Regions from separate parts of the Homo sapiens genome. Here region 2 is linked to region 1. Evidence: chromatin loops called from intact Hi-C (ENCODE). Cell type or tissue: heart left ventricle. All regions are shown on one strand. Each heading gives the region's core, and the rest is flanking DNA. Links, peaks and the distances in the headings are about the cores only. Region 1 holds the start of OSBPL9 (oxysterol binding protein like 9). Region 2 overlaps EPS15 (epidermal growth factor receptor pathway substrate 15).

Region 1 (16,843 bases), core at 2,989-10,988:
CCAAAGTGCTGGGGGATTACAGGCATGAGCCACTGCACCCAGCCCATTTAGATTTAGATACAATTTTTCTTTTGTTCCTTTTATAATTCTAAAGCTACTCTATTAGATTTGGACTACTAAAATGTACCATATAGCCAGGCAAGGTGGCTCACACCTGTAATCTCAGCACTTTGGGAGGCTGAGGCAGGTGGATGATCTGAGGTCAGGAGTTCAAGATCAGCCTGGTCAACATGGTGAAACCTCGTCTCTACTAAAAATACAAAAATTAGCCAGGCCTGGTGGTGGGTGCCTTAATCCCAGCTACTCGGGTGGCTGAGACAGGAGAATTGCTTCTACCCAGGAGGTGGAGGTGGTAGTGAGTGGAGATCGTGCCACTGCACTCCAACCTGGGTGACAGAGCGAGACTCCGACAAAAAAAAAAAAGTACCATATATAAGCTCAATAAAAATCATATTTGATATATTCAAGAATGGTTTACTTAGAAAAGAATAAATTTGCTTTTAAATGTTTGATGGGAGTGGTGCTGATACCTTTCCAGGAGAATCTGAGACTACTTTTACATGTTTGCAAGAGAAATATATACATTTAAGCTATTCAAAAATCTAAAATCTAATAATTAGATGGTAGATTTTTTTATCATCTACTAAACATTGCTAAAGACTGCCAAATAACACTTAAATGTGTTTTGACTAGCAGTGGTTTTAAAATGCAAAGTCATTACAAGTCTCTTCCAGACAGTGTGTAACAGCAAAGAACATATGATTTCTCTAACGACTCCTTTTACAAGGAATATCTTGAGTAGCCCAGGTAACTTACTAATTCAGTTTCTAACCCTCTCTCCAAAAGCAATACAAATCAAGAAAGAGGGTTAAACATTTGTGGGTAATGACTAAACAAATCATATTTAGCTATTCCTTAGCTATTCCTTTTTCCAGTTCCCACTGTCATTGTCCTAAATCTTTACTATACTCCTTGCGTCCTGACTGTATCCTCATTTTTAACATTGACCTTGCTTCCCATCCCTACACCATTTAAGCATATTCCTATTTTAGAAACTGTTCCCCTCCATTCCACATTCCATGTCCTCTTTGCCCTTTCTACAATGAAACATCTTGAATAACCTCCATTCGCTTCATATATTTCCTGCCTCCTCTTTACTCTTCAAGCCACTCCAACCTGCATTCCATACCTACCACTCCATGGAAACTGCTCTGCCTAAGAACATCAATGATGTTCATCAATCCAATGGATATGCTTTAGATCTCATCTATTTAATCCTTTCAGCAGTATTCAAGCCAATTTACTACTTCCACCTTGCCATCCATGACTGCCACATTCTTCTAGTTTTTCTCTTACATCTCTGGCATCCCTTTTCACTCTCCTGTGCAAGCTTTTTTCCTCTGCCAATCCCTTAAATTGTGATTGTGGTGGTTTAAAATTTGTCCACAAATTCTTTTCAAAAGATAAAGCCTAATTTCCCTCCTCATGTCTGAAATTCCCATCCCCAGGAGCATGAGTGGAATTTAATGGCTTGTCTCTAATGAACAGAATAAGGCAGAAGTGGTGGTCTCTGACTAGGTCATAAAAGGGATTGAGGCTTCCTCTTTGCTCTCACTTGGATCACAGCCAGCTGCTCTGTCATGATGACACTTAAGCAGCTCAATGGAGAGGCTACCTGGTGAGGAATGAGGCCACCTTCCAACAGCCAGCAAGGAACTGCCACTTTCTGACAACAGCCATGTGAGTCATCGTGGAAGCTGATCTTCCTGCTCCAGTCAAGCCTTTCAGATGACTGCAGCACTGGCTAATATATTGACTACAACTTCATAAGAGACCCTGAGCCAGAACTCAAAGTTCTGACCCACGAAAACTATGAGGTAACAAACTGTTGTTTTAAATTGCTACATTTTGGAGTAATCTGTCATAACGCAATAGATAACTAAATCCAGTGGTATTTTCCAGAGTCCTATCCAAAGATCTCTATTCTACTCACTCTCTCAACTCTCCATATATGAAAAACTAATATTTATCTGCAGCCCAGATTTATTTTATGTTTTACTGACTGATAAGAGGATATGCAGCCCAGATTTTTGTCCCAAGCTCCAGACTGTAACACATCTTTATGTCAATTTCAACATGCCCCAAAGCAACCACTTCTCTCCCCCAACCTGTTCTTCCTATCTTCCTTTTTATCATTCAACCAGCTCAAGCTGAAAACCTGGATGTCTTCAGACTCTTCCCCTTTCACTCACATCCAATCACTAAATCCCATCAAAAGCAACCTCCTGATTACTTCTCCGCAACCATATTCTTTAAAATAAAAAAAAAAACACACATTTCACCTGAACCTACTGATCAATTTTAACATCATAGAGAGACAAGCTAACATCATATGCCTCTTGATTTGATAGGTTCCACCTATATTCTTGCCCAAAAGAAAAAAAATAAATTTGATTAAGCTTTCAGCTCAAATTATCAATTTATATAGGAAATACAGAGGACAAAGGAACCTGTTTAAACATACCAAAATGATGCTTCCAACAAAATCCAAAATGCAGAAAATTCTACAGAGTAAATGACCTGGTGTCTTAGACAAATAAATGGCCAAGAAAAAGAGAGGGAGAACTAGAGATTAAAAGAGACTCTATAATTTTATATGCAGATCTTGTTTGGAATTCTGACTCAAACCAACTGGTAAGGAAGAAATGTTTGCGACATTCTAGGAAATTGAACAGACTGGATATTTGATATTAATAAATACTACTATTTAGCTGTAATAAAAGTGTTTTGATAACATTCTTTTGAAAATAGAGGGACCTTAACTTTCTTTTTTTTTTTTTTTTGAGACGGAGTCTTGCTTTGTCGCCCAGGCTGGAGTGCAGTGGGACCATCTCGGCTCACTGCAAACTCCACTTCCTGGTTCAAGTGATTCTCCTTGAAGGGAGAGGCTGAATTCTTGGCCTCCCAAGTAGCTGGGATTACTGGCGCTGGCCACAGCAGGGCAAATTTTTGTATTTTTAGCAGAGATAGTGTTGGCCAGGCTAGTCTTGAATTCCTGACCTCAGGTGATCTCCCCGCCTCGGCCTCCCAAGGTGCTGGGATTACAGGCGTGAGCCACCATGCCTGGCCACATACTGAAATATTCACAAGAAATAATAATCTGGGATCTGCTCTAAAAATAATTCAATAGAGGAGGAAGGAGTTAATGGGAGTACTAATAAAACAAGACTGGCCATATGTTGATACTTGTATAAGCTGGATGAAATGAATTCATTTTACCGTCCTCTTTAGTTTTATGAATGTTAAAAATTTTCTATAATAGGCTGGGCACAGGGGCTCACGCCTGTAATCCTAACATTCTGGGAGGCCGAGGCAAGTGAATGCTTGAGCCCTGAAGTTCGAGGCCAGCCTCAGCAACATGGTGAAACCCCGTCTCTACCAAAAATACAAAATTAACCAGTCTTATCAAAATAAATGAATAAATAAAATAGATTTATTTTTTTAAATTTCTATAATAAAAGATTTTTCAATAATAATAAAAAGTGCTTACAACACTGAAATAGCTCTCCACTGCCCTGGGGATAAAGTTCAAATTCCTTAACATGGTTTGCCAAGAAAGCCTTTCATTATCTGTCCTCCTGCTTAGCTCCCCAGTTCATCTCTCACTACTACCTACCTCACAGCCCAACCTCCAGAACTGACAAGCTGCTTACTCTTCTCTCCTCCAAAAAACTTTTATTCCCTTTGTCTCAAGCACTTTTCCCTCTCTGCTCATACGGCTAATCTCTCCTCATCATTCAAGTCAAAACAAACCTGCTTCTCCAAGGAAACCTTTCCTAACCCTTCAAGACTGAGTCAAGTAGCCCACCTATGTATCCCCCTGTGCTTCCTCTATCACAGCTCTTATCTGGTATGTCCCCCAACATATTATAGGTACCATGAGAGGATGAACAATTTCCATCTTATTTGCCACTTTAACCCCACTTCCTAACAAAGTGCCAGGCACACAATAGGTACTCAGTAACCTTTCATAAATTAACAAAAGGCACAAACTCCTCTTTCTAAACTTCCAATTCCTCATAGATCTATAACTCCCCCAATTTCCTTCCTTCCATATCTTCTTTTGTGATCATAAGCCACATAAACAATTGGTTGCTCACATAGTGTTCCTAAATTTATATCCTTAGTTCTCCCTGGCCATTTCATCTAATAAAAATTCAACTAAGGTGAGGCTTGTGTAAATCTATTCAGTTCACAACTATCGCAATGATCCTAACCCAATCCTGAGATTACCTCAAGAACAATTCTCAGTAAAGCCAACTCTAAAGCAAGGTCACTCTAGTTTAGTTCAGGGTTTTCAGAACCACCCTAGAATATATTAACAACCACAGAGACAGACTACAGGCCAAGTGATTTTGGAAACAAGAAATAAAGTTATGCTATTCACTGCCTTGCTTGGAAGGCTACACAACTAATTCAGATATTCTTCCTGGAAGATGTAGCTCCAAGTTATTAGCCACATGCAAATCATTAATATGTACCTTCAAATCCTTCAGAATCCGAATGGACTGAAATAATGTCATGTGTGTAGAATTCATTGCCAATATCCAATGTGTCTCCTACCTTCCCTTTTAAGTAAATATCTATCCTTTTCCCCTCTTCACTAGACCTCCTCTAATTTGAGATTGGGTATCATTTTATTTTCACAAGATGGTACAACAATTGTCTGTTGTTTCTCTGTAAGCAAATACTTCAATATCAAGGAACTAGAAAAGAAAAAAAATCTTCTAAACAGCTGTTAGTGAGAAATATGATACTTCCTTCCTCTGGCAAGGATAATATTTTAGGGAATCTAGTCTCAAAAAGAAGGATAAGCATTGAGGGGGAAAAAAGTATTTTTTTAAACCCTATATTTAGCCAGCAAGAAAAGAGATATTTGTCCAAGTATTCAAAAACTGAAAGGGCAACAAAGCAGAAAAAGGATACATGAAAAGAAGAAAAAGAGGAAAAAGGAAGATTCTTTCTGGGCTAGGCATTCCCAAGAACCTCAGCTGGGGGCCTCTCCAGTATGGTCCTAGATTCAGATCCACACAAATTTGGGATTTGTAAAGTAACTTAACTGCATAGTGTCACTCACTGAAATCACTCTATCTTGAATAGAGTTTACGGGATTTTCTGATTATCACATCTACTTAAACCCAATATTACTTTTCCTTTATCTAAGCCATGGGTTTCATAATTCCAGAGTTTTCAGGACATAATATTCAGTTGCCTCTCTTTCATGCCCACCTAAAGACAATCTTGAACAATGTGTTTAAGACTCATTAAGGTTTAGTCTTTTTCCCTTTAAAAACTATGTAGAGAAAGAAAGCTGATAGTTGAAGGATGATGAAAGTAATACTTTTACTCTTGCAAGCTTGCCTTTAGTAACTCACAACTTACACTTTTCTCCTTCCTGTAGTGAAAGCGAAGTTTAGTAGAAAAAGTCAATAATTTGGCATCCTGATTCCATCACTTAGTGCTATGTGATGTTGAGCAAATTGCTTTAAAAGCCTGGAGCCTCAGATTTCAAAACTGTAACTGGGGATATTAAATGGAGATAATGAATAACCACCTTGCAGAGTTATTAGGAGTGAAATGAATTAAAGGACTCACCAAGCTAGTATATAAGCTCCAGAGAAGAGGAACAGTGAATGTCTTTTTTACTGTCTATTCTTGCTGGCATGAAAACGCACATAGCAGCTCAATAATATTTTTTAAATGAACAAATAAATTCAGTGTCCCCTTTCTCTCATCAACCTTAATCCTTCTTCCATAATCATGTTTTTCTTTCTGTCTTCTATTATTTTCTAAAGCTTTCTGGGCATTCTATTTTGTCCTCTTATGTATTTTCTTCCCTCATATCGGCTATCGTCAACTATACACCATTCAGAGAAAGTACCTTTCTAAGTAAGTTATCTCCCTAATACCACCTACTCTCCATATCGAATGCGATGAGGGTGGAGGGGATAGTCAAAACATAAGATTCAAGGCCGGACGCGGTGGCTCACGTCTGTAATCCCAGTACTTTGGGAGGCCGAGGCGGGTGGATCACCTGAGGTCAGGAGTTCAAGACCAGCCTGGCCAACATGGTGAAACCCCGTCTCTACTAAAAATACAAGAATTAGCAGGGTGTGGTGGCGCATGCCTGTGATCCCAGCTACTAGGGAGGCCAGAGGCAGGAGAATCGCTTGAACCCGAGAGGCAGAAGTTGCAGTGAGCCGAGATGATGCCATTGCACGCCAGCCTGGGCAACAGGGCGAGACTCCGTCTCAAAAAAAAAACCACACACACACACACACACACACACACAACCACGTAAGATTCACAGCAATTCATCTACTTTTCCACGGCCACCAACTCATGTTAACAACAGTGAAGCCCTGAACCCAGAATGTAACTGTAAGGGGACACTGCACTATCACTTGTCTCTCTTCGCTGACAAGAGTCTCGCGTGTAGGAAATCCTTGGCTCTCAAAAGTTAAGGCGTCGTTTGAGCTCGCCTCCCGCTAAATAGAGGGGTGCGTCCCTTGAATGAGACACACAACCTGAACCGACTGGAGGGATTTCGGACCCCCTGGTGTTGCCCGAGGGCTGGTCACTTTTGGACCTGTCCCGGCTCCTCTGGCCACTCCTCCGAGGAAGCAGAGCTCTTCAATCCCTGGAGGGAAGCTAAGGGGTGCGGCCGGCTACAGGGCCTTGGTGGGACAGTGTAAAGTCCATGACAACATATGAAGACAGCATGAACCGCAAGACTGGACCTTTTAAGCCATGACTACGATCACCCTTACCCGCTCACAACCATGCTGGACCCCACTACCGCTTAATAGCGGACCCTAAGAAAGAAACTTGGCTCACCCCCAACCCATAAATCAGACAGCTAGTTTCTATTTATTGGCTGCGCCCCTCTCTCCCTCACCCTCATTGGCTATCCGAGACGTAAAACCCTCCCCAACAAGGGAACCCTCGCGTACGGCGGCACCCCCAGACTAGCAACCTCAACTCAGCCACCTAAAACCCCGGTCCCCCACCTCCACCCAGGAAACGCGGCCCCGAGGCGCCTGGAGCTGTGCCCTCCAAGGACTCACCGTGTAGTAGGAGAGCAGTCCTGCATTGTAGTCCAGCACGAACCAACGGTACTGCCAGCCCTTCATCACGTTAGTCCATTTGCTCAGCGGCCCTTCCATGATGGACGCCATCTTGGGAGCCGCCAATGACAACAAACGGCCTGACGTCACTCGCCTATATGGCATTCAGCATGCGGGGGGCGGGGCCGCAGGGGGCGGGGCGGGTCCTGGGCGGGTCCTGGGCGGTGCCGGCAGATGCTCCAGCGATCAAGTCAAACACGCTTTCTTAGGGCGCCTATTGTGTGTAGGACTCCATGCCACGGATGCGAGAATGCAAACGTGAATACTGCTATTAAGATTATTTATAATCTGTCATGGGATTAGAGTAAAGAAAAAAGATTATGAACATATTAATAAATAATTTTACTGGCCATGATACCTTCCACTTCCAAAAGATTTCATATCTGATATTCATTTATGCATTCATTCCACAAATCCATTCATTTAATAAATATTCGCTGTTTTGTGCTAGGCATTCTTCTAGACATTGGGGATACAACAGAGCCTTCATGACAGGTGAGGGGAATGGTAAAATAAATAGTAAATTATATCGTACATTAAAAAATCATAAATGCTATGGAGAAAAACATAAGCAAGGAAGGAGAGAGCGCTGGGACTGCTATTTTAAATTCCCAAACAGGGAAGGCCTGAGTGAAAAGGTAACTTTTAAGCAAAGACCTGAAGAAAGCGAAGGAGGGAGCCTGGTGGAAGAGCCTTCCAAGACGAAGGAATAGCAAATGCAAAGACCAAATGTTAGGAGTGAGCGTGGCATCTTGAGGGATCAACAAGGAGGTCAGTGTGCGTGGAGCAGTGAGCCAGGGAGAAAGTGGTGGGAGATAAGGTCAAAGAAGTAGGGATAGATCACTAACAGCCTACAGGGGCAATTTAAGCATTTATTGGCTGGGCGCGGTGGCTCGCACCTGTTATCCCAGCACTTTGGGTGGCCGAGGCAGGCAGATCACTTGAGATCAGGCGTTCGAGACCAGCCTGGCCAACATGGTAAAAGCCCATCTCTACTAAACATACAAAAATTATCTGGGCGTGGTGGCGCACCCTGTAGTCCTAGCTGAGGCACAAGAATCACTTGAACCTCGGAGCCGAGATTGCATCACTGCACTCCAGCCTGGGTGACAGAGCCAAATTCTCTCTCACACAAAAAAAAAAAAAAAAAAAAAAAAACCAAAGGATTTATTGACCACCTACTATATCTAGGCACTGTTGGAGGTCCTGGGAATACAGCAGTGAATAAGCTCTCTCAGAGCTTAAATTCTGTGGTGAAAGCAAACACTAAACAAGTAAACAAGAAAAATATCCAATACTGATTAACACTGCAAATAATTTAATAAATTATTTTAATAGGAAGTCAGTGGGTAGCTAATTTATAGGGGGTGGTTATAGGGCAGGCCTCTTAGGAAGTGGCTTTAAACTTAGATATGGAGGATAAGAAAAGGCCAGCCGTGCAAATATCAAGAGAAAGAGCTAAAAAGGAAACTAAAAGATGAGGCACTAGCTGGAAACGGAGGTGTGGTCAAGGGAAGGGCTTTCTTTGTCCTTTTTTAAAATTATTATTTAGATCGAAGACACTAGAGAATATTACTTTGCTGATTTTCAAGAGAGGGAAAAACTGGGGACATCCTAGAGAAAAGAGAGAATAGCAGCAGTGAAGCCCTTCATAAGATTGAGACCTCTTTTTGTGTTGGCAAAACACTGGAATAAAATACAAAAAAAGAAAGAAAGGAAAAGACTGAGACCCCAAGCCCAAGTGCAAAGGTTGACTTTTGATACTAGCAGAGATACTTTATCCAAAGTAACAAGAAAGAAGAGCAGAGAGTATGGGTTCAGATGCCAGTGGATCAGTAGTTAGATGGTATAGAAATGAATGAGTTTCTGTTTTTTTTGTTTGTTTTGTTTTGTTTTGTTTTGTTTTTTTGAGATGGAGTTTCACTCTTATCGCCCAGGCTGGAGAGCAGTGGCACGATCTCGGCTCACTGCAACCTCCACCTCCCAAGTTCAAGAGATTCTCTTGCCGCAGCCTCCCAAGTAGCTGGGATTACAGGCGCTCGCCTGGCTAACTTTTGTATTTTTAGTAGAGACGAGGTTTCACCATGTTGGCCAGGCTGGTCTCAAACTCCTGACCTCAGGTGATCCACCCACTTCGGCCTCCCAAAGTGTTGGGATTACAGGTGTGAGCCATTGCGCTGGGCGGAGTTTCTACTTCTAGTTGAGGAGAGGCTCAAAGCTTAGTACTTAAGAATGTGGATCCTGGTGCCATAGTACCAGGGTTTTAATATCCAGATTCATCACTTAGTAGCTATATGGCCTTAGGCAAGTTTGCTAACTTCTCTGTGCCTCGGTGTCCCCTTCTTTAAAATGTGAGTAACAATAGTAGCTGTCTACAAAGGTTGTTTCAAGGATTAAGTGAGCTCCTATGGGTAAAGAGCTTAGAACAGAGCCTGGTAGATAGTAAGCACTCAATTAATATTAGCTCTTATTCTGCAATTATACAGGCAACAGGAGAAATAAATAAATAAATAAATAAATATTAGTTCTTAGAATTTTCCCAAAGAAATGTGGTGTGGGCCGGGCTTGGTGGCTGACACCTGTAATCCCAATGTTTTGGGAAGTTGAGGTGGGAGAATCGCTTCAGGCCAGGAGTTTGGGACCAGCCTGGGCAACATAGTGGGACCCCATCTCTACAAAAAAAATAAAATTTAAAATTAAAAAAAATTTGTTGGTTATGGTGGCACACATCTGTAGTCCTACCTACTCAGGAAGCTGAGGCAGGAGGATTGCTTGAGCCCAGGAGGTCAAGACTGCAGTGAGCCAAGATCATGTCACTGCACTCCAGCCTGAGTTGGATGCCAGACTGAGACACTGTCTGTAAAAGAAATTTGAAAAAGAAGTAAATAAGAATATATCTCTACAAGAAATTTGAAAAAGAAGTAAATAAGAATATATCTGAAAGGGATAGCAGCCAAAAAAATGAGCATCCTGTTTCTCTTTTCCTTTCTTTTCCTTGGGATCGCCTCTTTTCTATAGATTACAATTTAATAAAGGTTTCTGGGAATAAGGTAGACGTTTGGCATCTTCAAGAAAGCCAGGCCAGGCTCAGTGGCTCATGCCTGTAATCCCAGCACTTTGGGAATCCAAGGTGGGAGGACAGCTCGAGCCCAGGAGTTACAGACCAGCCTGGGCAACAAAGTGAAACTCCTGAGCAACAAAGAACAGCCTGGACAACAAAGTGAGAGCCTGTCTCTACAAAAAATTTAAAAATTAGTGAGGTTGTGGTGGCTCATGCCTGTAGTACTAGCTACTTAGGGGGCTGAGGCAGGGGGATTGCTTGAGCCCAGGAGGTCAAGGATACAGTAAGCAGAGATCGTGCCACTGCACTCCAGCCTAGGCAAGGCAACAGATCAAGACCCTGTCTCAAAAAAAAAAAAAAGAAAAGAAAGAAAAGGCAAGGCTTGGTTTAAGAGACATGGTTCCTATTCAGGAGCTAACCAGGACATGAAACATGCATGCAACTGAGTGTGGTACAAAGCCATTTCTGTTTCTTTTTGGATATTTTTTTTCTTATTAATTCCACCATTTATTATCTACCCTATGCCAGGGACTGTGCCAGGAATGTTATATATCTTATCACTTTTAACCATCACAATAACTCTGTGAGTATTTTAATCTCCACATTTTACAAATAAGGAAACTGAGATTCAAAGAAATGAACAAACTTACCCAGGTACCTGAGAGTATTAATTAGTGAATTAACGAGTATCTGAGTCCATATAAACACATACCTGTCTTTTCATCATGCTACATGGCCTCCTCAAAACACACTATACACTTCCTATAGAAACTTGATGTTCCAGACTAATCAGCAGAATAGCTCATGTTGCGGATGTCTTTTGGGATAAGCAAACTGTGGGGATCTTGAAACATCATGACTCAGATTGAGTTAAAAAATTTACATAGTGTTCATTAGTATCCCTCCATTAGCTTCTTAACAGCAGGAACCAGGCCTTATCTTTGTAGTCCTAGAAACTAGCCCAGTTCTTGGCACACAGAAGGTGCTTAATAATTATTGTTTGATCTGAATTATCTGTTCCATTGAAACTGACCAAAAGGTTTCAAGGATTGTGCTAAACTCCATGAGTTACGTTGTTTCCTTTATTCCCCTCAACAATCCTTCAAGATTTGTACTATCACACCCGTTTTAAATATGAGGACACTAGAACACAGAGTTATTTAGTGGCTTGCCAAAAGTCACACAACTAGTAAACAGCAGAACCAGAATTAGAATCTAGGTCTTTGCATGCCAGATCCATTTCACCCCAGCAGCAAGCTATATCTTCATTGTTTATGTATAAATGTCTTGATCACTTCTCAGTTATTTGGCTAAGATTAAGTGTAGTAAATAAATGTCTTGGACATGACACAGGCAACATCATCAACTTCTAAATCAGTTTTAACTTTCATCAGGGTCACCAGGCATCAGCAGGCTCTACTTAGCTTCAAATGTCAAAACACAGGTCATCAGGGAAAGCCAGGATCAAGTGCAGTTCTTGACTCATAAAACCATGTCCATTTCCACAGCACTTTTTCTACATTCTACACAAAGTGTCAAACTACATTCTTTAAATAATTAGCTAAAGTTACACGTGGTGGAGACACATCGGCTATAGTTCCTACATTCCTCAGTGACTGGCATCTTGTGGAAATGATGTGGCAGCTGATGCATAGCAGAAAAAAAGGACTAGACTCAGAACTGAAAGGTAGAGTCAATGTTAACCGTAAAACATCAAAAACTCGTCAAGGACAGGAGCTGGGACAGATTCATCCTGCCATTCAGAATATCAATAAATATTAAAGACATGATTTTTGAAAGACCATTCTGGCAGCAAAACTGAGGACAAAATGGAGAGGAGCAAGATGAGATAAGAAGACAAAGAGAGTTTTAAAAAGCTAATCAAGCAATAGAGAGTTTCAGTTTGGACAATGACAGCATGGATGAAGAATAGGAAAGATACTATTCTGTATATTTATTGAGAAACATTTTGGAGATAAGATTTTAAAACTCACTAAGCAATGGAATTAAATGAGGAGGGAGTAAGGAGAATCAGAGATAATACCAAGGTTTCTAACTTTTGTAACTGAATAATCATTTAGCCAAGTTTTGTTTTGTATGTATGTATTTATTCATTTATTTATTTAGAGACAGAGTCTCACTCGGTCACCCAGGCTAGAGTGCAGTAGCGCCATCTCAGCTCACTGCAACCTCCTGCTCACAGGTCTAAGCGATTCTCCTGCCTCAGCCTCCTGAGTAGCTGGGACTACAGGCGCCCGCCACCACGCCCGGCTAATTTTTGTATTTTTAGTAGAGACAGGGTTTCACCATGTTGGCCAGGCTGGTCTCAAACTCCTACCTCAGGTGATCCACCCCCCACCCCTTGACCTTCCAGAGTGTGGGATTACAGGTGTGAGCCACTGTGCCTGGCCTGTTTTGTTTTTAAAAAGGAAGAACAAGAATGGCTTGTGTTTCTCCATAGGAAGTTTCCTTCCTTTACACAGCTGTTTAGACCATTAATTTTTTCCCTTAGTTTCTAGCAAAAATTATTTCCAACTTTTCACAGCCAAGAGTGTAGGTACAAATTACTTCATAATGCATTCTGTTGTTGTTGGTTTGCTGTCTTCTCTTCCTAAACTTCACACCAACTGCTTTTTGTTATTGCTGTTATTGTTGTCATGTTTCTTAATTGGTATTTGTCGAGCATCAAATAAAACAACATTCCTACAGTGTTGTTTTATTAAGGAAAAACACAGAAACCTACAAGACATTGACTGTCCTTTGCTGGGTGTAGAGGAAACAAGATCATGCTTATATTTGGTAGAAGCAAAATAAGGCATAGCCTGTTTTGTTCACAGTCCTGTTTTTTTTTTTTTCACCCTTTCCACTAGCTACAGAGCAAGAAAGTGAAACATCAAGTTTAGGAAAAGCTATGATTTTCAGGCAAAAGAGAGTTGAGAAAGGGAGAGAAAATATTTTAGGAGATTTAGGTTCTGTAAGTGTTCTAAGGAAAGAAAAGAGGAATGAACTGATCTTTTGTCTTCTCCTTCCAGTGTCCCCTTGGAGACCCACATCTCAGCTACCTCGGGCTTTAAACATTTTACAAACACCCTCCTTCACAGATGGAAGTGACCTTTCATTCTTTACAGCCCCATCTACACCCTGAACAAACATGTAACAGTGTCTGGGACAACCTATTGCATCTACTCATTGAGTGCCTGGTTCTCCTATCTCTTGGGTTCTTTGAGGACTCAGTCATATGTGCATCCACAAGCTTAGCACAGTGCCTCACGTAGACAACATGGAACACAAAGCCGCAGGCAATCTGCTTAGCAGCAGCAGGCAATCTGAATAAAAGGGTCAGGGAAGGCTAGGGAAGCTGGATTGCCAGAAACCATTTTTACTTACGCTTTGTACTTATTTGGGTTGGCTGAGAGGAGCTCATAGAGATTAGGGAGCTAATTCTCCCAAGCCACTTTCTTGAATAAATGATAGTCAAGGAAAAAGTAGCTTCTCCAGCTAAAATCTCATTGAGGTCAGTGACTTATTCACCTCTCTATCTCCAATATAACAATACTGCCTGGGGCATAGCAGCCCATGTTGAATGTTTGTGAAGATGATCTGAATTAAGGTTAGGAGTTCAAAACCAGCCTGGCCAACAAGGTGAAACCCCGTCTCTACCAAAAATACAAAATTAGCTGGGCATGGTGGTGCACGCCTATAATCCCAGCTACTCAGGAGGCTGAGGCAGGAGAATTGTTGAACCTGGGAGGCAGAGGTTGCAGTGAGCAGAGATTGCGCCACCGCAGTCCAGCCGGGGCAACAGAGCAAGACTCCATCTCAACAACAACAACAACAACAACAACAACAACAACAAATATCAGTTCCTTTTTGAGAGTTTCTTTGGACACCCACACCTGTGCCCACCCCCAGATAGAGCTAATCTTACCTTTACTATGTTCCACAGTGAATTACACATTCTAATTCAGGTAGCAATTATCTCACAGCGTCCTTAATGAGTTCATCCACAGTGTATTGTGACAAGAATATTCTACATTGTAAGATATATGTGTGGGGCCGGGAGTGGTGACTCACACCTGTAATCCCAGCACTTTGGGAGGCCGAGGCAGGCAGATCACGAGGTCAGGAGTTCAAGACCAGCCTGGCCAACATGGTGAAACCCCATCTCTACTAAAGACACAAAAAATTAGCCGGGCGTGGTGGCACATGCCTGTAATCCCAGCTACTCAGGAGACTGAGGCAGGAGAATCGCTTGAACCCAGGAGGTGGAGGTTGTGGTGAGCCGAGATCACGCCACTGCACTCCAGCCTGGGCAACAAGAGCAAAACTCCGTCTAAAAAAAAAAAAAAAAATAGACATTCAGCCGGCAAGTGGATATCCTAATTTGGAGCTCAAGAAATAAACCAGTGCTGGAATTACACATTTGAGTTTTAATCCATAGGCGGTAGCTGGCCAGGAGTGGTGGTTCATGCCTATAATTCCAGCACTTTGGGAGGTTGAGGCATGAGGCAGGAGGATCACTTCAAGCCAGGAGTTTGAGACCAGCCTGGGCAACATAGCCAGACCCTGTCTCTACCAAAAAAAAAAAAAAAAGCCAGGCATGGTGGCACATACCTGTAGTTCCAACTACTCAGGAAGCTGAAATTGGAGGAGCTCTTGAGCCCAGGTGGTTGAGGCTGCAGTGAGCCTTGATGGTGCCACTGCACTCCAACCTGGGCGACAGAGTGACACCCTATCTCTAAAAAAAAAAAAAAAAAAGGAGAGAGAAGGTAGCTGAAGGCATAGGAAGCATTGAGATCAGGGAATGTGGATAGAGTGTATGGTTCAGGATGGAACCCTAGAGGACAGCAAAATTTAAAGAAGAGGAAAAAGAAGAGAAACCAGGAAAAAAGATTAAGAATCAATAATTAGAATGGGGAAAAATGAGAGAGGCTTGAGAAAGCTAAGGCCTACGGAAAATACTTCAAGATCAAATGCAGGAAATTAAGAGGCATTCTCCTTGGTGAACTCTATTTCTATATGAATTAGGTCATTAACAGATAGGAAGGGGGAAGGGGAGGTCATAGAATTAGACAGTGAACTTTAAGAAGGTGATGAAGTGTAAAAGGCAAGAGGGAAGGGCTCTGTGAAGTGAAAAAAAAAGGGATGGAAGTAGCAATAAGGGTCCCTCTGAGTTTAAACATACAAACTATTGGTAGCACTGGCTTATCTTGTTTTGAATGGTTGAGGGATTTTTTTTTTCCCCCAGCAATTCTCAGCAGCCTGTGTCTAGGAACACAGGAGGTGCATCACTGGAATTATCCAAGGTGAGAGAGATTTATAAGGTAGGTGGAGGAAGGAAGAAGTTGAGAGTAGCTGGTTAGCCTATATGTTAGAGTAGGTAGTTAGGCGGACAAGAGCAGGGCAGGAAAGCCCCCCCCCCCAATCCAGGAATGTCAGGTGACCATCAGATGATGGTCAGGAGATTGTTAAACTATCTCTCTAAAATAATCATTGAAGGCCAGTTGTGGTGGCTCATGCCTGTAATCCTAGCATTTTGGGAGGCTGAGGTGGGTGGATCACTCCTTGAGGTCAGGAGTTTCAGACCAGCCAGGCCAACATGGTGAAACCCTTTCTCTACTAAAAATAAAAAAAAAAAAAATTAGCTGGGCATGGTGGCACACTCCTGTAATCCCAGCTACTGGGGAGGCTGAGGCAAGAGAATCACTTGAACCCAGGAGTCAGAGCTTGCAGTGAGCTGAGATTGCACCACTGCACTCTAGTCTGGGTGACAGAGTGAGACTCCGTCTCAAAAAATAATTAATTAAATAAAATAATAATTGGTCGCAGCTGGTGCCAGGGAAAGGCAGTCTCCCAACAGACAGAAGACACTTGAGGCTGATGATCAGCAGCTTCCTGAGAAGATCTCAGGAGTTGGATGAGTGGGCTCAAGCATGCACACTAAGAGGCAAAATGGTGGAGTTTAACTTGTATATGACCTTCCTCTAGGAACACTAGACTGGTAAGGGAAAAACGCCTTAAATGAGCATATGCACAACTTCAGTAAATACAGTGTATGCGGCCCGCCCAAGTGCTGGCAGGCCAGTGTGCATGCGGACAGCCTGCCCCAAGGAAAATCAAGAGAGGAGAGATGCAAGTCCTGGAACCATGCCAATGTATAAAACCCCAAGTCAGGGGTCAGATGGGGCACTTGGATTTCTCAAGTCATCCACTTGGCCCTCTTCCAAGTGTACTTCCTTTCGTTCCTCCTCTAAAATTTTTTAATAAACTTTCATTCCTGCTCTAAAACTTCAGTCAGTCTCTCACTGTGCCATATGCCCCTTGGCCAAATTCTTTCCTCCAAGGAGGTGAGAATTGAGCTTGCTGCAAACCCGTATGGATTCACTGCTGCTAACAGATAGACATAGCTGATGAGATCTAGGCTGATTATGGCAGGAAAGGAGAATAGATTAGGAGGAAGAAGCCAAGAGATTGAATTGGATCTCCTTTGAGGTTAAAGAGAGACTTAGTGGGAATAAGAGAGCTGGGAGGATGGAAAGTTGTGTGCATATATACACACACAGTATGATTCCAATTTTATAAAAAATATACCTAT
Region 2 (16,843 bases), core at 5,924-13,923, 200 kb after region 1:
ATTTTATTAGATAAACATGAATCAAAAGTTAAATTTAATTGATCTTCTTACTAAGAGGAATTAATGCCTAAAGATCTCCATATTTTTTTTTTAGTTGGGAATGGTCTTCAGGATATGATTAGAGATAACACCATCCTTTCCTCCCCTTCCTCTTCCTCCCCCATAGACCCCAAATTATGAAGAGAAATTTGTAGTCCTCAAGCTTCCTCCATTTTACCCAAACATAGACTGTGTTTGCTGTTTAGAGCTGAGTCCTTTGTAATCTGTTTTGGATTTTCACCAAGTGAGCTTCCTTCCTTTGCTCTCCCATCTTTCTGCCTTGGCTACTTTGAGTCAGCTCACTGGCTTCTTGTAGCCCTGTTTTCCTGCATGCACACTTGATCTGAGCAGACACTGTCAGTGACAGCAGTTAGCAGCAGAGCAGAAAGAATTCAGTACAAATGTGTGCACTGCTGATCTGTGACACTGTAGTGTTTTCTATTTTTGTTATTATCTACTTTCAGAAACCAGGAGCTGAGTTGATACTGACCTTGTGTGGAATGCCTCTGAGGATTTGGGATGGGGGGAGGGTGCTAGATTTTCATGTGACTTATCTCTAACATGCTGCAGCAAGACTGAAAACATTCATCTGCTCACATAAGGAGGAAAGAAAATTTCCAAGATTGAGCTTGCAGAATTTGTTGGGTATTTTCAGAAATTTTTCCCCGTGTTTTTGTATTTCTTGAATTTGCTTAATTTATATAAGGGTTGGAGGTGGGGGATGGTCTTTGCATGATAAATAGGTTGAGGTATGGAAGGATCGGGCTGCAACAATGATTCTCATGGTAAGGGACTGTTTAAAATCACAACATCGCGACCCACATTGCGACCCATCTGACAAACGGTTAGTGAGCTCCTTGGCCATCTCAAATGTTTAAAAGTAACAGTGTACAAATAGCTTTATTTGTATGCTTTCTTCCATAGACATCTTAAGAACATTGTGCCTACGTATCCAAAACAGTTGATTTTTGTCTACATTTAAAATCTCACCTCAAGAAGGTGAGAAATATAAATGAAGCATGCAGTTGTCCCTTAAGTATCTGCTTTGGTATAATTTTCTCACTTTCCTTTATGCTGGAGCTAAATGGAGCCTGAGCTTACATTTTGGGTTATGTCTGAGATGGAAACTGAAATGTAGTCTTGAAGCTCGAAGGAGAAACTTGGCTATACTAATCTGGAGGACTTGTTAAATGCTGTCTTCCCTTCTCCATGTTGCCGCCTTTTACCTTTCCCTGCGACCCCAGAAATGTACTGCTGCAGAATTCTTTGAGCTTTTTCTCTCATTTTGTAGAAAAGAAAGTGAAGGGAGGTGTGTGTGTTTGTGTGTGCGTGTGCACGCATGATTTCAGTACAACTACAAATGGGCAGTTAAATTGTTACATCAAAAGTGACAGCTTTATTTTGCAATTCTGAATCTAAGGTTGCTTGGGATTCGTTCATAGCCACTCAGGCCTGATTAAAGCATATAAGAATTTAGGTAACGATGTTTCAAAGTAAAAGCGGAGCCCAGCATGTTTGATTTGAAGAGCAGAAGAGATAAATGCTGCTGTGGTTCTTTTTTTACTTTATATATACTGTTTGTATATTTGATCAATTGGATTTGATATATGGTCCTAAAATAGCTTTTTTTGAGATGTAATTTTTGATAGAGCAAATTGCCTGTGTATTAATAATCTTTCCCATTTTCTCTGTTGTTTCATTCTAAAATTGATGCACACCAGTGATTTAAGGGGAAATTAACACTTCAGTAAATGTCTTTTTCCTTAGTATTGTTGACTGTTTTTATTAGCCATTTTCATTTAATTTGACAGTGGTACCTAAGGGTTAACCTTACAGAGCTGATGCAACCCCTCCTTTTCTTTACCAGCAATTTTCATTGGACACTATTTCCATAGCAACAGTGACATCAGTGAAACCTGAGTGTTTCATTGATTATTTTTCTCCTCTTCCTTTTTTAATCTATCCTCTTTTCACCACATTTTAGTGAGAAAGCAATTTTTTTTTTACAAATGGAGCTTATATTGATTTTTATTTCATAAATAATTGAAAGAGGGTAGAAAAATCTGCCCTTCATTTAAAAATTGAATGTTTCACTATGTATTTAAAAAGCGATTCAGGATTAGGAGGATGGATAACCATACCAGCTGTAGCTGATGTTCTAAAATATTCTTGCATTGTTTGCTGGTCTTCTAGGGAAAAGAATAATGTGGAACAGGACCTTAAGGAGAAGGAAGATACTATTAAACAGAGGACAAGTGAGGTTCAGGTAAGTGACCATAAAATTTAGTGTTCCACTGCTGATTTAGGACTATTCATTTTAAATTTATATGGTTATTTACTATTTGCTGGATGTAGTATTAGGTCAAGAGAATGCCTAATGTTTATATTATATAAATGTTTATCTTTTCCAAGATGATTGTTCTTGCTTGGAATTCTGGCCTGCAAAGATTATACTGCAATGAGAAAGCAGTATTTTTCAGCATAGATTTCTAGTTTTGAAAGTATTTTTTAAATGGTACTTACCTGCATATTATATCATTAAAGGGGTAAGTTTGCATGACTTACAATGTTAATATTTTTGCACCAGTAAAATTAGAGTGAGATCATCATCTCATCATCATCATCATCATCATCATCAAAAACCAGTATGCTTTTTCATGCATGTGAGGTTTTTGTTAGCTAGGAGACCTAGTATGTTAAAGGACTGTTTCTCATAATACTTGTAGGGTGGGAGATGATACAGAACAATTTAAAGTAGCATTTTATGAGTAGCTTAGTAACCAGCATATCTTAAACTTTGGCATAAAGAGCTTTAGTTCATTTTCATTAGGTGTTGTGTTAAATTGTTTCATTTTACAAAGAGAAAGGATGACAAAAACCTCAGTTTTTGTTTGGGAAATGATAAAAATAAGGGAGTAGCAGTGTTTCTAACGTTAGAAATAGAGAAAACTGGGCAGTGCCTCACTTAGAGCAGTAAGCAATGCATGTGGCCATGTTATTGGGGTACTGTTTCCTTAGTGCTGCACCGGCACATAGAGGAGATTGGATATAGAAGCACTGGTAGCAGTTGCTAGTAAGAACTCTTGGATGGGCATTTCTTAATGTGTTGCTTGTATGTTGGATTTTCCTGCTTTTCCTAATAGTTTTAAGTAGGGAAAAACTCTAAATTGTGTTAGGCCCATTGTTTTGTTTTGATGCAGGACATTCATTAGAGATTGTCTGTCTGGTGGACTGTGCTAGGGTGGGGAGAATGATTTACTGAAGAATTGAGGAAGAAGCCAGAGAGACTTCTTGTTGGAAGTTGATTCTCTGATTGGGTGACTACATTTATTATATTTACTTGAATTTTCCTGAAGGCAGTGCAAGTTAAGAGATCATCATCAATATAATTCTCTCTCTGGCAGTGAGGTTAGGTGGGCATAAGAGGGTAAGTTATCTGAATTACATTATTTTGTGCAGTTTTTGAGCTTCTTAGGAAATGCAAAAGAGCCACACATTCTAAGCAGTTATTACTAAAAATAGTTTAAAATGGAAGATAAAATAATCTACACAAGTTTTCATAATTTGAAGAAATAGGTGTAGCTACTGATACAATTTTGGACAGCTTCTAAATTTAGCCAGTTACTGCTTTAAAGTACATAGGTTCTTGTGATAGACAGTATTTTGTTGAGTATATCTACCTGTTGGTTTTTCCCTGCTGCATTTTTTGAGGATGTGAATTTAAATACCCAGTTTAGAAGAGTGCTGAAATTTACATTGTTTCCTTCAGTTTAAATAGGCTATCCCTGAACATTTGGTGTCTTATAATTATAGAAGTTTTGTTGTCCATCAGAATTTCTCCGTGATTTGCTTGCCCTTCTTACTTAGTGGCAATGGTAAGGTGTATGTCTAACCTTAAGCTTTGCAAAATCCAAAATGTGTGATTGGCACAGGAAGTCGAAATGGTTCAATTTTTCCACATAGAGTGCTCTAAGTATAAGTAAGGCATCTTGGGCCATGGTAAGTAAAGACCAAGTAATAATCAATGAAAAAAATAGTGGATTAATTAAAGATTTGGGTTAGTAGATTCATTATTTATTCATTATACACTACAGTTATCTATGTTACGCATGGTAATGAGGTACTAGACTAAGAATGATGTGGATAGTTGACATCTACCAGTAATTAAAACTCTTATATTAGTGATCATTTTCAATTTTCTGAAGCAAAACTTACCATAGGTGGTAATAAGTATATTTCATTACCTATTTTGAGGTAACTCTGATTTACCCATTGGTACTGAGATGTAGACTGGAAATAATATGGATAATTAAAGTCTGTAAATAACTCCAACTCTCAATACTTACTTTCTAATTTCCCTGGCAAAAGGCAACTCACTGGAGCTATTAATAAATGGCAGAATCAAAGAGAGTGTATTTCACTGCTTCTTTCTGATCTACTTTCTAATGGTGATGCTAATGAGAAATGTCAAAATGAAGACATTGGGGAGGAGAAGTAAGGGAATTTTGACCTATCAGTACCTGCCGCACTTGGCTTTTTGAGTGTTCTTGCTTTTCTCCATATTAATAAAGTCACAGTGATAATATGAGCTCATATCTCAAACACAGAAATCAAACTTTTAAAGCCAAAAGCTTTAATTTTTTTTTTGTTTTGTGTTTATGTAGTCTGTCTAATTCAGTTAGAGTAGAAAGTCTGCTATGTAATTAATTTCTGAATTTTTGTTTCCTGTCTGTATTTCTGTTAATTACTGCCTTGAAAACTTTCTGTTTAGGATTTTTTCTTGAAGATGACTTCACATTTTATTTCATGAGATGATCACTGTTAGCTTGTATGAGATATATACCAGTGGATCAAGTTCTGTGGACAAATTAGGCCCAAAGTGATCCAATTCCAAGGGGGAAATGTTGTGAAAAGCCATTTTATCTAAAATGTCTAAGGTTTGGGTGTGTATTTTTTGTTTTGTTTTTCATAAGGGGAGAAAGTAGGCTCACATTCTTCCTACCTTAAAGAATTGCCTATGTATGATCTTATTAAAAATTTTTTTCTTCTGAGTAGTCAACAGATATTTTAGAAATTCACTCTCATATGCCTGGTTTCTTCAGTTTTGAGTAGAACTTTATAGCAACAATTTGATGTCAAACAAACTTGAATTCAGTTCCTAGCTCTGCCACTTCCTAGGTTTGTGATCTTAAGTAATTTAACCATTCTATACTTTAGTTTCCTCTTCTGTAACATGGGATAATAAAAATAACAAACACTTAAGAGCTGATGTAAGAATAAAATGAGATAATGCAGTAAAGTGCCTCACAGAGTGATTGGCACTTGGTAAGTGTTCAGTAAATGTTCTTACTAGCTGTATTATTCCGCACCCTACAATCATCTCTTTATTATCTTCTCTTCACCTTTAAGCTCTTTCTTCTCTTTCTTCACATAGGCCTCTTGGACATAGGACTCTTCAATTTGAAAATACCCCTTCCTTGGCTATTGCTGCCACTTTAACTACCAACTTATTTTGCTCTACTTTTATTGCTTTGTGTGGCCATTTTCCCCCCCTTCCTATCTTTGTAGCAACCCTGTACAGTCTGCTGCTTGCCCATACCACACTGTGCATTTTCTCCCCAGGGCCAAGAATAATCTTAAGGCCAAATCTGTTCGTCCTTCTTGTATTAGGTACTCCTTTCTTGGGTTGTATTCTCCTGGATATCTTCCTACCTCTCTGAACCTTTGCTTCCATTGACTTTGCCAAGGACAGATGGACAGACAGATTGTGTGTGTGTTTATGTGTGTCCTTTCTTTCCTTCTCCATAACCCCTGTCATCCATATGCTGATAACACCCAAATGTTTATCAAGCTCTCAACTCTCCTGAGTGCCAGTCCCACATCTCCAGTTAACCATTTTGGTGTTTATCATTTGAAAATCCGTGTGTCTAAAATGAATCTTATTGAAAAAACTTGGCTTCTGGTTTGAACTTTCCTATTTTTCTTTCTCACTACTGCCACCTGTATCGCCTAATATCTAAAATCTTAAAGTCATATCAGAAGTACTCACTCCATTCGCTCTTGCCTTTCCTCCTAAACCAATTTAGTATCATGACTCTCAGATGTGGGAATCTTTACTGTTGCTCACTGCCACCATTAATGATGGGAGGGTGTCATACCTCAGGTTATTGGAGACAGAGAAAAAGATGAAATACAAACCCTCCTCTTTTTTGACTGTCTGACTCTGTACTCTGTGCCATATATATTCTCCTTCTTATTCCCACTTTTATAACTTTTGTTGTTATAGTCCAGAATGTTCTCTACTTTCCTGCTTATGTGAATTCCACTCATGCCTTAAAGCCTAGCTCATATCCCACCGCTTGTCTTAAACTTTCCCTTCTCTGTCTCTTGGTCCACACCAGTCTTTCCTGTGTTGGAACTCCCAGAGGAAGGAATACGTATCCACTTATATATGGCATGAACCATATGTTACCTGGTAGTGTTAGCTTGGTGTGATGTGTATAGCTTCCAATATCTTCCTTCCTATATATTGTGAGTTCCTTGGGCTTAGAAATTGTGCCTTGGATCATATTTTTCATTATATTTGGCAATATATTGTTAGATGGAGGTAAATTTAAGGAAGCTGTTCACAGCAGAAGTGAATAAACTTTGGTTTTGTGTATACAATTTAAAATAAGACAATATAACTGGAACCCATAGGTAGAAAAGATTGAGAGCATAGTAGTTATCATGAAAAGTCAGACTTCTTGATATTGTTCATATTACCCTCATGTAAAAGAAGCTCCCTATTATTTATGTTTCATCATAAGATTCAGTAATTCAGAGTACTTGTCCATGTTTTTTATTTTAATTCACTTAGTTTTTTTCTTAGATGAAGAGGGATGACTTATCTTAGATAGAAATAAAATTAGATACATGAGCTCAGCATTCTTTTTCTGGCCATAATGCTCTTTAGAACATACTGGGAAGCATATGATTGAGAAATAAAGGCAGTCTGTTAATGGGGTTTTCTAACACCCACCCTAGTTTATTAGGCTTCCTTTCTGTTCATTGACTTAAACATCTTGTTCTATAGTTGATACATTTTTAATGTTAAGAATAGTCCTAAAACTTCCATCAGATAAAACAGTGTATCTGATTATTTCTAATTGTAGGTTAGTTTATAGAGGTTTTCTTTTAAAAATAAATAATTATATAATTATGTATAATATATAAAATATATTACTGATATTGATATGAACTATTAACATGATATGTTTGCATCTGTTTCATATAAAATACAGAGTTAAAAGGTTTAACTTTTCAGATAACTTTTAAAGTAACTTCATCAGTTGTACATCTGACTTGAGTTGCTAAAATGAAAGTTTTATTTTTTCATATGTCTAAAATTCTTAGGTATTTGTTTAAATTTTATTTCCACTACCCCATAGCACTTCATGGGGGATAGAGGGATAGCAGATAATTTGCCATTTTCAGTAACTTCAGTGATTTCTAGAAAACAGGACGTTTTCCTTGAAATTTCTTTTTAAGTAAAGCCAAGATTGCCAGCTCAAATATCCTTTAATTTCTAGATGAGTAACCTCGGATATGGCTTGCTTTGATATTTTTCTAAAATAAACCTTGGCACTATATTGCTCTAGTTTTGTTCACTTCATCCTTGCCATGCTTCAGCTGCTGCTATCTTCCTTTCTTTTGCTGTTGATGGCACTAGTAGGCAAGTAGACCATGATCAGGGGAATAAAGCAGAACTAGGAAAGCATCTGCAAATGTCTTCTGTCATTCACTGGAGGGAATGGCATTTGATAGTGCTGAGTCTGTGCACAGACCCAGGAAAGGATGTTCCCAAGGGCCACGTTTAGGAAAGAGAAAATTACCCAAGTTCAGCAGAAGACACTGTTTGTTAGGAGAACCTTCCACTGCTCTAGTTAAGGGCATGGCGGGGGAGGAGAGAGCAGGAAGAGAGAGAGAGGTACATCTGTTGCCTTAATTTAGTCTCAGGATAAGCAATCTGTACCAAAATAAAGTTGCTAAGTATATCTAGATGCTGATATTGATATTGAAATTGCATTGTGATGGTGGTAGCCTTACAAATAATTTTCCAGTGAAATTTGTTATTAGCATGTATATTTGCATGAGTTCATTTTGATTTTGTGCAGTTTAATAATTTTAATTCTGTATACTGGAAAGGAAGGCCTTTTTGTATGTAGTTTAGTGTTGGAATTTTTTTTTTTTTTTTTTTTTTTTTTTTTTTTTTTGAGACGGAGTTTTGCTCTTGTTGCCCAGGCTGGAGTGCAATGGCACGATCTCGACTCACTGCAACCTCTGCCTCCCAAGTTTAAGTGATTCTCCTGCCTCAGCCTCCCAAGTAGCTGGGATTACAGGCATCCGCCACCACGCCTGGCTAATTTTTTATTTTTAGTAGAGACGGGGTTTTTCCATGTTGGCCAGGCTGGTCTCGAACTTCTGACCTCAGGTGATCTTCCAGCCTCAGCCTCCCAAAGTGCTGAGATTACAGGCGTGAGCCACCACGCCTGGCCCAGAATTTTTATAGACCTTTTTTCATATTTAGAAATAGACATAGAGAGACATTAATTATAATGAATTTTAATATGGACATCGTTCCAGCTTGAAGTTTCTCATTAATGTTAGGTATTTCCTCAGTAACCTTTCCTTTAAGTCCTGTAGTTTTGTATTACTATGTGGATTTTTACTGAAGCTAAGAAATGAAAAAGGGCAGTGAGTCTGGGAAATTTGAATGAATGTGTTTGCTCTTTGGGAGAGAAAGGGCAGAAAGAAGTAAATATTATATTGGTTTGTTTATTTGTCTTCCTCTTACATAAGCCTGTCTTTTGAGGTTGTGTTTAAGTGGCTCACTAAAAATATTATTTATGAAAAATAGTTCAGTTTATTAAAGGAAACCAGCATTGATTCTATTATTGGTAGTTCTTACATAAAAATTTAGTCACATCAGAATATTTTTGTATTGGTATTTTTATATTTTATATTGGTAGCAATGTGATACTTAAAAAAAACAGCAAACTTGACATTTTCTGATTATAAAAGTAACATGGGTTCATGGTAAATTTGTAAAATGAAGAAAAGTATGAAAAAGATGTAAAAAGCCTTTCTAGAGAGAGCTATTGTTAACATTTTGCTGTATTTTCTACAAATATGTATAAATTTCTTTATATTAATTTGTGATCATACTGTATATGCCTCTGTATTCAGCTTTTAAAACTTAGTATCATGTCCTAGACATTTTCTTATATTGTGTGACCCTTTTAAGGTAAATTGTGTTTTTTGTCCCTGGATTTACAATAAAAGACATCAAAATTACATCTGGCTTTAAAGATATTATTAGAGACATGAAGTAGATAAAGAATATTTTTCTTTGGGGTATGAGGGAGGGTGGGGAATATGACTAGAGTATTTACTAATGGGGATAGATAACATATTTTTCCTATTCCCACTCTTGAACATTTTTAGTTAAAGGGAAAGAGAAAAAACTTTTTTCCCTCTAGGATTTAAAACATGCTTTTGGGACCAGCATATTGTTATATAAACCTATATAATAATTTTATGAACAAAGTAAGGAATTCAAAATAGATTATATTTTCTTTTTTCTTTTTTTTTTTGAGATGGAGTTTCACTCTTGTTGCCCAGGCTGGAGTGCAGTGGCGCCATCTTGGCTCACTGCTGCAACTTCTGCCTCCTGGGTTCAAGTGATCCTCCTGCCTCAGTCTCCCTAGTAGCGGGAATTACAGGCGGCCACTACCACGCCCAGCTGATTTTTTGTATTTTTAATAGAGATGGGGTTTTACTATGTTGGCCAGGCTGGTCTCGAACTCCTGACCTCAGGTCATCCACCCGTCTCAGCCTCCCAAAGTGCTGGGATTACAGGCATGAGCCACTTTGCCGGCTCAATAGATTGTATTTTCAAACTAACAAAATTACTTTAGATCTGCAGGTAACATTCTTTTAAAATATTTTATAGCTGAACTAGACCAAGCACTGTGGCTCATGTTTGTAATCCCAGCATTTTGGGAGGCCGAGGCGGGCAGATCATTTGAGCCTAGGAGTTTGAGACCACCCTGGGCAACATGGTAAAACCCCATCTCTACAAAAAAATTTAAAAATTAGCCAGGCGTGGTGGCACATGCCTGTAGCCTCAGCTACTTGGGAGGCTGAGGTGGGAAGATTACTTGAGCCCAGGAGGTTGAAGCTACAGTGAGCCGTGATTATACCACTGCATTCTAGCCTGGGTGACAGAGTAAGATCCTGTCTTAAAAAAATAAAGGTATATGCCACAGTGACATGTTAAAGCAGTAATGATTATTTCCAAATAATGAAAGTTTTAAATGTCAGATCAGCCTTGGTCTATAGATTATAAAAATACTGAATCAGTTTAGAAATGTAGGTATTATTTTAAAAAGTTTAAAAAGCATTTGTCATAGGTCAGTTTGGGGTATTAATAAATAGCTATAGTTTAAATACATAGTGAAGTGTTTCACATTATGTAAAAAGAATGTAAGTCTTTTCTTTCTGTCAGTCTCATGCGTGTTTCCCATTAGTTTTTCCCACATACTAAAATCCTATGATAGTTACAGTAATTGCTTAATTAAGCCCCTGGAATGTGCTAGGCATTGTACAAGATTTTGGATAATCAAAGAAAGATGAAGCATGGACACTGTCCTTTAGAAGTTTGTAATTTAGAGGTTAGCTATGATTACAGTGTATTAAGTATGACAGTAGAGGTTAGGAACAAACAGTAGAGTTTGAGCATAGGTGAAGGAAGCCCAAGATGAGTCAGACGAGATTAAATTTGGCTGGATTCTGAAGAATCAATAGTGGGTTTCCAGGTACATATGGTGTGGAAGGACATTGAAGACAGAGGTTATGGCTTGTGGAAAGGCATAGGGTCATTGAAATATGTTGTCTATTGGAGAAGGAATAGGGTCTTCTGAGGCTGGGACACAGGTGAATATGAGAGGAAAAGAAGGTAGAACCCAGAACTGAAGGTTTTAATGTGTCTTGCAGCAAGTTTTACTTAATCCTCTAGATAAGAGGGAACAACACATATTTTAAAAATAACAGTGACTAGAGAAATATCCTTTGCAGTGAGTTATTTTTTAAGCAAGTTGGACATTTGGAATAGGAAGAAACAAAGGGAGAAAACCCAGTTGTATGTCAAGGAAGGAACGATGAAAGCTAAAATAATTTGGTAAACAGCTTAAAGAGAGATTTTAAGGTAGAATCTATAGGACATGTATGAATGGAGAAAATCAAAGATGAATCTGAAGTTACTAGACTGGGTGATACAGAAATTGAAGTCATTTTTCTCTTTTGGCATGGGTTTATTCAGAGCCAATGCCATGTGCATATCTAAAGTCGTATCTCTATATGGTATGGATTAGTTAACAGTGTAGGCAAGGTTAAAAATTTAGACATGAAAAAAATTAGGCATGCTGGTAAATTAATGATAAAGTACTAAAGGAGTTCACCAGTTTGAAACTGTGATCACACAAACTCACGGAATGTTAGCACTGGAAAGTCTTTCATGATCATCTATTGTGTTGGCATTTTTAAAGGAATTTTTAAAATAAATTATAGTAAATAATTGATAAACATTTTTGTCAAAGGAATCAGAAAGAGAACATCTAATTCTTTTTTATTATTATTATACTTTAAGTTCTGGGATACATGTGTGGAACGTACAGGTTTGTTACATAGGTATACATGTGCCATGGTGGTTGGCTGCACCCATCAACCCATCATCTAGGTTTTAAGCTCTGCATGTATTAGGTATTTGTCCTAATGCTCTGCCTCCCCTTGTCCCCCACCTCCCGACAGGCCCCGGTGTGTGATGTTCCCCTCCCTTGTGTCCATGCGTTCTCATTGTTCAGCTCCCACTTATGAGTGAGAACATGTGGTGTTTGGTTTTCTGTTCCTGTGGTAGTTTGCTGAGAATGATGGTTTCCAGCTTCATCCATGTCCCTGCAAAGGACATGAGCTCATTCTTTTTTATGGCTGCATAGTATTCCATGGGATGTATGTGCCACATTTTCTTTATCTAGTCTATCGTTGGTGGGCATTTGCATTGGTTCCAAGTCTTTGCTATTGTGAATAGTGCTGCAATAAACATACGTGTGCATGTGTCTTTATAGTGGAATGATTTATAATCCTTTGGGTATATACCCAGTAATGGGATTGCTGGGTCAAATGGTATTTCTGGTTCTAGATCCTTGAGGAATCGCCAGACTGTCTTCCACAATGGTTGAACTAATTTACACTCCCACTAACAGTGTAAAAGCGTTCCTGTTTCTCCACATCCTCTCCAGCTTCTGTTGTTTCCTGACGGGTTAATGAGAGAACATCTGATTCTTAAGAAACCTAGGCAAAGCAAAACTCTATATAATACAATAAAGAAAAATTCAATTTAGAAGGGGCATAAGCATATTTAACTAAGATTTAAAATGTACTTATTTCCTCATTTAAAATTTCTTCTCCTTCAATATTATAATTTCAAGTCTCTTAAAATAAGGACTGAATTAAAATACAGAAATTGTTTTTCTTCCAGAAATCAAGTGTCCCTGTATCTTAAATTCTCTGTACAGTTCCATTTATCAGTCCTTTGTGCAAGAGTTAGCAATTCATGGCACAAGGGTCACTTTTTGCCTTTCTTTGCAGAGTTGATGATACTCATCAAACATTGTCCGAATTCCTCAAGTATCATTGAGGAATTCAAAGGCTACTGCCTTTGAGTTTCCCTTTTTGTCTGCCTGCTCTGCCTGGGCTTTAAAGGAATTTTTTAAAGAAAGCAACATGATATTTTTAGACTAACCAGTTGGTTAAGAAAATATAAGATAAAAAGCAATTATTGAAAGCATTGTTCAGTGTTCTATTTAATCACAGAAACATCTGCATATATTTGAAAAATAGTGACACATGTGAGACATTTAGTCTGCAGATGGTATGTCACATGGTGGTTAAGAGCTCAGGCTGTGGAGTCAGAACCCACTTTGAATCCATAGCTTACTATTTTTAACTTTGGACACATTACCTACACATCAGTACTTCAGTTTTCTCATCTGTAAAATATGAAATGATATCAGTACCTAACTCGTAGATCTGTCATATAGACTATAAATAAGTTAGTATATTTAAAGAGCCTAGAGCACAACCTAGCACATTTTAAGTAGCATTTAAAGTGTTGGCTATTATCATAATGGTGCTATCTTGTGTAACCTATGCAGTAATTCAGAGACCTTTTACCTGTAAGTTTCTCTTCTGTTCTTAGATTCTTATTCTGGTGAATGACTGTTGGGACCTTTGAATAGATATTATTTTTAGAAATTTGTGTTCAGTTTTACCTCACCCGCTTTGAAATCTTTGCCTACCTCCTGCTGACAGATACTTCGGAGTTATTAATCCCTGAGCCACTGCGCCTGGCTTTTTAAAAATTTCTGTAGTTCTTGTTATTAAGCATGAGGTCTGGTATGTACATGGATGAATAAATAACATTTTCAAAATGGTTCTTTTTTTGTTTTAAGAAATCTTTTCCTACACTGAGATCTGCATTTCTTCTACACATTTTAAAGTTAGACTTTTACATTCAGGTCCATTATTTACCTGGAATTAATTTTTCTTTTTTTTTTTTTTGGAGACAGTGTCTCACTCTGTTGCCCAGTCTGGGCATGCTGTGGCATGATCACAGCTCACTGCAGCCTTGACCTCCTGGGCTCAAGAGATCCTCCCATCTCAGCCTCCCAAGTAACTGGGACCACAGGCACGTACTACCACGTCCAGCTAATTTTTTTTTTTTTGAGATGGAGTTTCACTCTTGTTGCCCAGGCTGGAGTGCAATGCATGATCTCGGCTCGCTGCAACCTCCACCTCCTGGGTTCAAGCAATTCTCCTGCTTTAGCCTCCCGAGTAGCTGGGATTACAGGCATGCGCCACCACGCCCAGCTAAATTTTTTTTTTTTTTTTTGCATTTTTGTTAGAGACAGGGTTTCTCCATGTGGGGTTTTTTTTTGACCAGAGAATCTGAGAGGGGAAAGATTGAGCTTAAAACAGATTTGTGGGGAAATTCCAGGAGTTCTATTTTCAACATGTTAGCAAAGCCCATCACATGTCCAAGGACAGATTTGAGTTAGCAAATTGAATATCTAAATATGGATTCTAGGAAAGATGTCTTCAAGTAAAGATTGTATTTAAAGCTGTTAAGTACCCTAGTCTCATCAACACAGTATACTCAGTAAGACTTTATTCTTTCTTAAGGTAGATTTAAAATTACTAACTTAACCCTCCCCTGCCCGCAAAGAAAATAAATATATTAATTTTCTTGGATTTTAGGATCTTCAAGATGAAGTTCAAAGGGAGAATACTAATCTGCAAAAACTACAGGCCCAGAAACAGCAGGTACAGGAACTCCTTGATGAACTGGATGAGCAGAAAGCCCAGCTGGAGGAGCAACTCAAGGAAGTCAGAAAGAAATGTGCTGAGGAGGCCCAACTGGTAATGTCTGGCTGTTTCCTGCTGCCTGCACCTATACATTAGTTGCTTTTCCTGGCTTAAGATGAAAACATTCTCTACTTTTTGTTATTGATGGTGGTGGTTGGCAATCCAGTCAGCATTTGGGTTCATGGGGGCGATGGAGCAAGGTTCATCCAGAAATTACAGGCCTTCTTTAGAGGAAATAGAAGGGCAGTTAATGAACTGTTTTTCCAAATTTTTGTTGGAAATATGGTGCCTATACCTTCAACTCTCCTCTGTCCCTCCCCCAGTTACCCTTCTTTACGAAAACCATACATCAAAAAACATCATAATTGGCTGGGCACAGTGGCTCACACCTGTAATCCCAACACTTTGGGAGTCTGAGGCGGGGGGAATTGCTGGAGCCCAGGAGTTGGAGACCAGCCTGGGAAACATGGAGAAATCCCATCTCTACAAAAAATATGAAAGCTGGTTGGGTGCAGTGGCTCACGCCTTTAATCCCAGCACTTTGGGAGGCCGAGGCAGGCGGATCACGAAGTCAGGAGATCGAGACCACGGTGAAACCCCGTCTCTACTAAAAATACAAAAAATTAGCCAGGGCGGTGGCGGGTGCCTGTAGTCCCAGCTACTCGGCAGGCTGAGCCAGGAGAATGGTGTGAACCCAGGAGGCGGAGCTTGCAGTGAGCTGAGATCACGCCACTGCACTCCAGCCTGGGCAACAGAGCGAGACTCTGTCTCAAAAAAAAAAAAAAAAAAAATTGAAAGCCAGGCGTGGTGGCCCACATCTGTAATCCCACCTACTCGAGAGGCTGAGGTGAGAGGATCACCTGAGCCTGGGAAAGTTGAGCCTGAAGTCTGAAGTGAGCTGTGATCGTGCCATTGCACTCCAGCCTGGGTGACAGAGTGAGACTGTCTCAAAAAAATAAAACATCAACAACAACAACAACATCAAAAACTCCATAATAGGGCTAGGTATGGCTGGGCATGTTCCTATAGTCCCAGCTACTCAGGAGGATCACTTGAGCCCAGGAGTTTGAATCCAGCCTGGGCAACATAGCAAGACTCTCTCTCTCAAAAATTAAATTAAATAAATTATTTGCTATTGCTGTCAAAAAAAACACCAAAATAGTAAACTAAACAAATAAATGTATTGCATTTTGGAACATTTTAATGACATCTCTTCTTTTAATCCCCATTTCTTCTCATTCACTTTCACATTATAGATCTCTTCTCTGAAAGCTGAATTAACTAGTCAGGAATCGCAGATCTCCACTTACGAAGAAGAATTGGCAAAAGCTAGAGAAGAGCTGAGCCGTCTACAGCAAGAAACAGCAGAATTGGAGGAGAGTGTAGAGTCAGGGAAGGCTCAGTTGGAACCTCTTCAGCAGCACCTACAAGATTCACAACAGGAAATTAGTTCAGTAAGTCTTTGTAAAGCAAGAAATATATTCAAATGGATCCTCTGTGTCCTTTAGTCAGTTATACTTTCCAACTTCTGCTCCTTCAACCTCTTGCCTAGTTTACTGTTCATTTTTCAGTCATTTTATACAATAGGTTTTTTTGTCACCTGTTATATATTGAAACTATCATACATCTTGTATATCTATCTGATGATTATCATTGGAGTAGTGATTAAGAGTGTGGGCTTTGTGGCTAGATGGTCTAGGTTTAAGTACTGGTGTGCCACTTACTAGCTAAATCACCTTAGTATCAGATTCTTCATCTTCAAAATTGGAGGATTAATAAATACCCTACCCCTTAGGGCCACTGTGAGGATTAATGAGGCAAAACCTGTAAGACATTTTAGCATGGTGCTTGGTACATAAATGCTCCATAAGTGTTGCCTGTTTTATAAACAATAACCTAGTTTCTTCTGTTTTGTGATTCTAATTTTGAATTCACATTTGCTAATTTGGAAACTTTTTTCTTAAGGAAATTGTTCCTTCTGTAGATAAATTTGCAGTGTTATAGTTGGTCTTATGTATAGATCCTTTGCTTTATTTCCAGGTTTCCCTACATGAAGACTAATGTTTTAATGAATGATAAGATAGTTAGGGCTCGGCATGGTGGTGGCCCATGCCTGTAATCCCAGCACTTTGGGAGGCTGAGGCAATGGATCACTTGAGGCCGGGAGTTCGAGACCAGCCCTGCCAACATGGCCAAACTCTGTTTCTACTAAAAGGTACAAAAATTAACTGGGCATGGTGGTACCTGCCTGTAATTCCAGCTACTTGGGAGGCTGAGGCACGAGAATCACTTGAGCCTGGGAGGCAGAGGTTGCAGTGAGCTCAGATCACACCACTGCACT

Evidence for each region. Hi-C counts contacts between places; a loop is a spot of excess contacts. Peaks named below come from ENCODE experiments on the same cell type or tissue, not always from the same donor. Only the 100,000 strongest peaks of a DNase experiment are listed, where the experiment ranks them.
Region 2: a loop joins it to region 1, with 2.7 times the contacts of the local background. A loop is called at or near these places in 2 of 110 quality-filtered maps.

Annotation. Positions count from the first base shown.
Region 1 is chr1:51,607,506-51,624,348 of GRCh38, reverse strand. OSBPL9 (oxysterol binding protein like 9) reads right to left here and starts at 7,257. Exons shown (of 24, transcript NM_024586.6): 1 at 7,128-7,257. The coding sequence starts at 7,238. It overlaps LOC105378719 (a long non-coding RNA gene), which reads left to right and starts at 1,805. Exons shown (of 3, transcript XR_947339.4): 1 at 1,805-1,877; 2 at 7,639-7,682; 3 at 13,281-13,366. RefSeq lists enhancers at 1,716-1,855, 999-2,198, 5,744-6,651, 6,652-7,560 and a silencer at 16,033-16,215. In heart left ventricle, for the core only: no CTCF peak of the experiment used is centred there; DNase peaks (open chromatin) are centred at 6,708 and 7,278; H3K4me3 peaks cover 3,220 bases; H3K27ac peaks cover 1,537 bases.
Region 2 is chr1:51,407,248-51,424,090 of GRCh38, reverse strand. It overlaps EPS15 (epidermal growth factor receptor pathway substrate 15), which reads left to right. Exons shown (of 25, transcript NM_001981.3): 13 at 2,233-2,305; 14 at 14,395-14,556; 15 at 15,759-15,956. Among named protein-coding and RNA genes, the nearest start is that of TTC39A, 85 kb to the right of the region's middle. RefSeq lists a silencer at 13,008-13,208. In heart left ventricle, for the core only: no CTCF peak of the experiment used is centred there; no DNase peak of the experiment used is centred there; H3K27ac peaks cover 2,223 bases.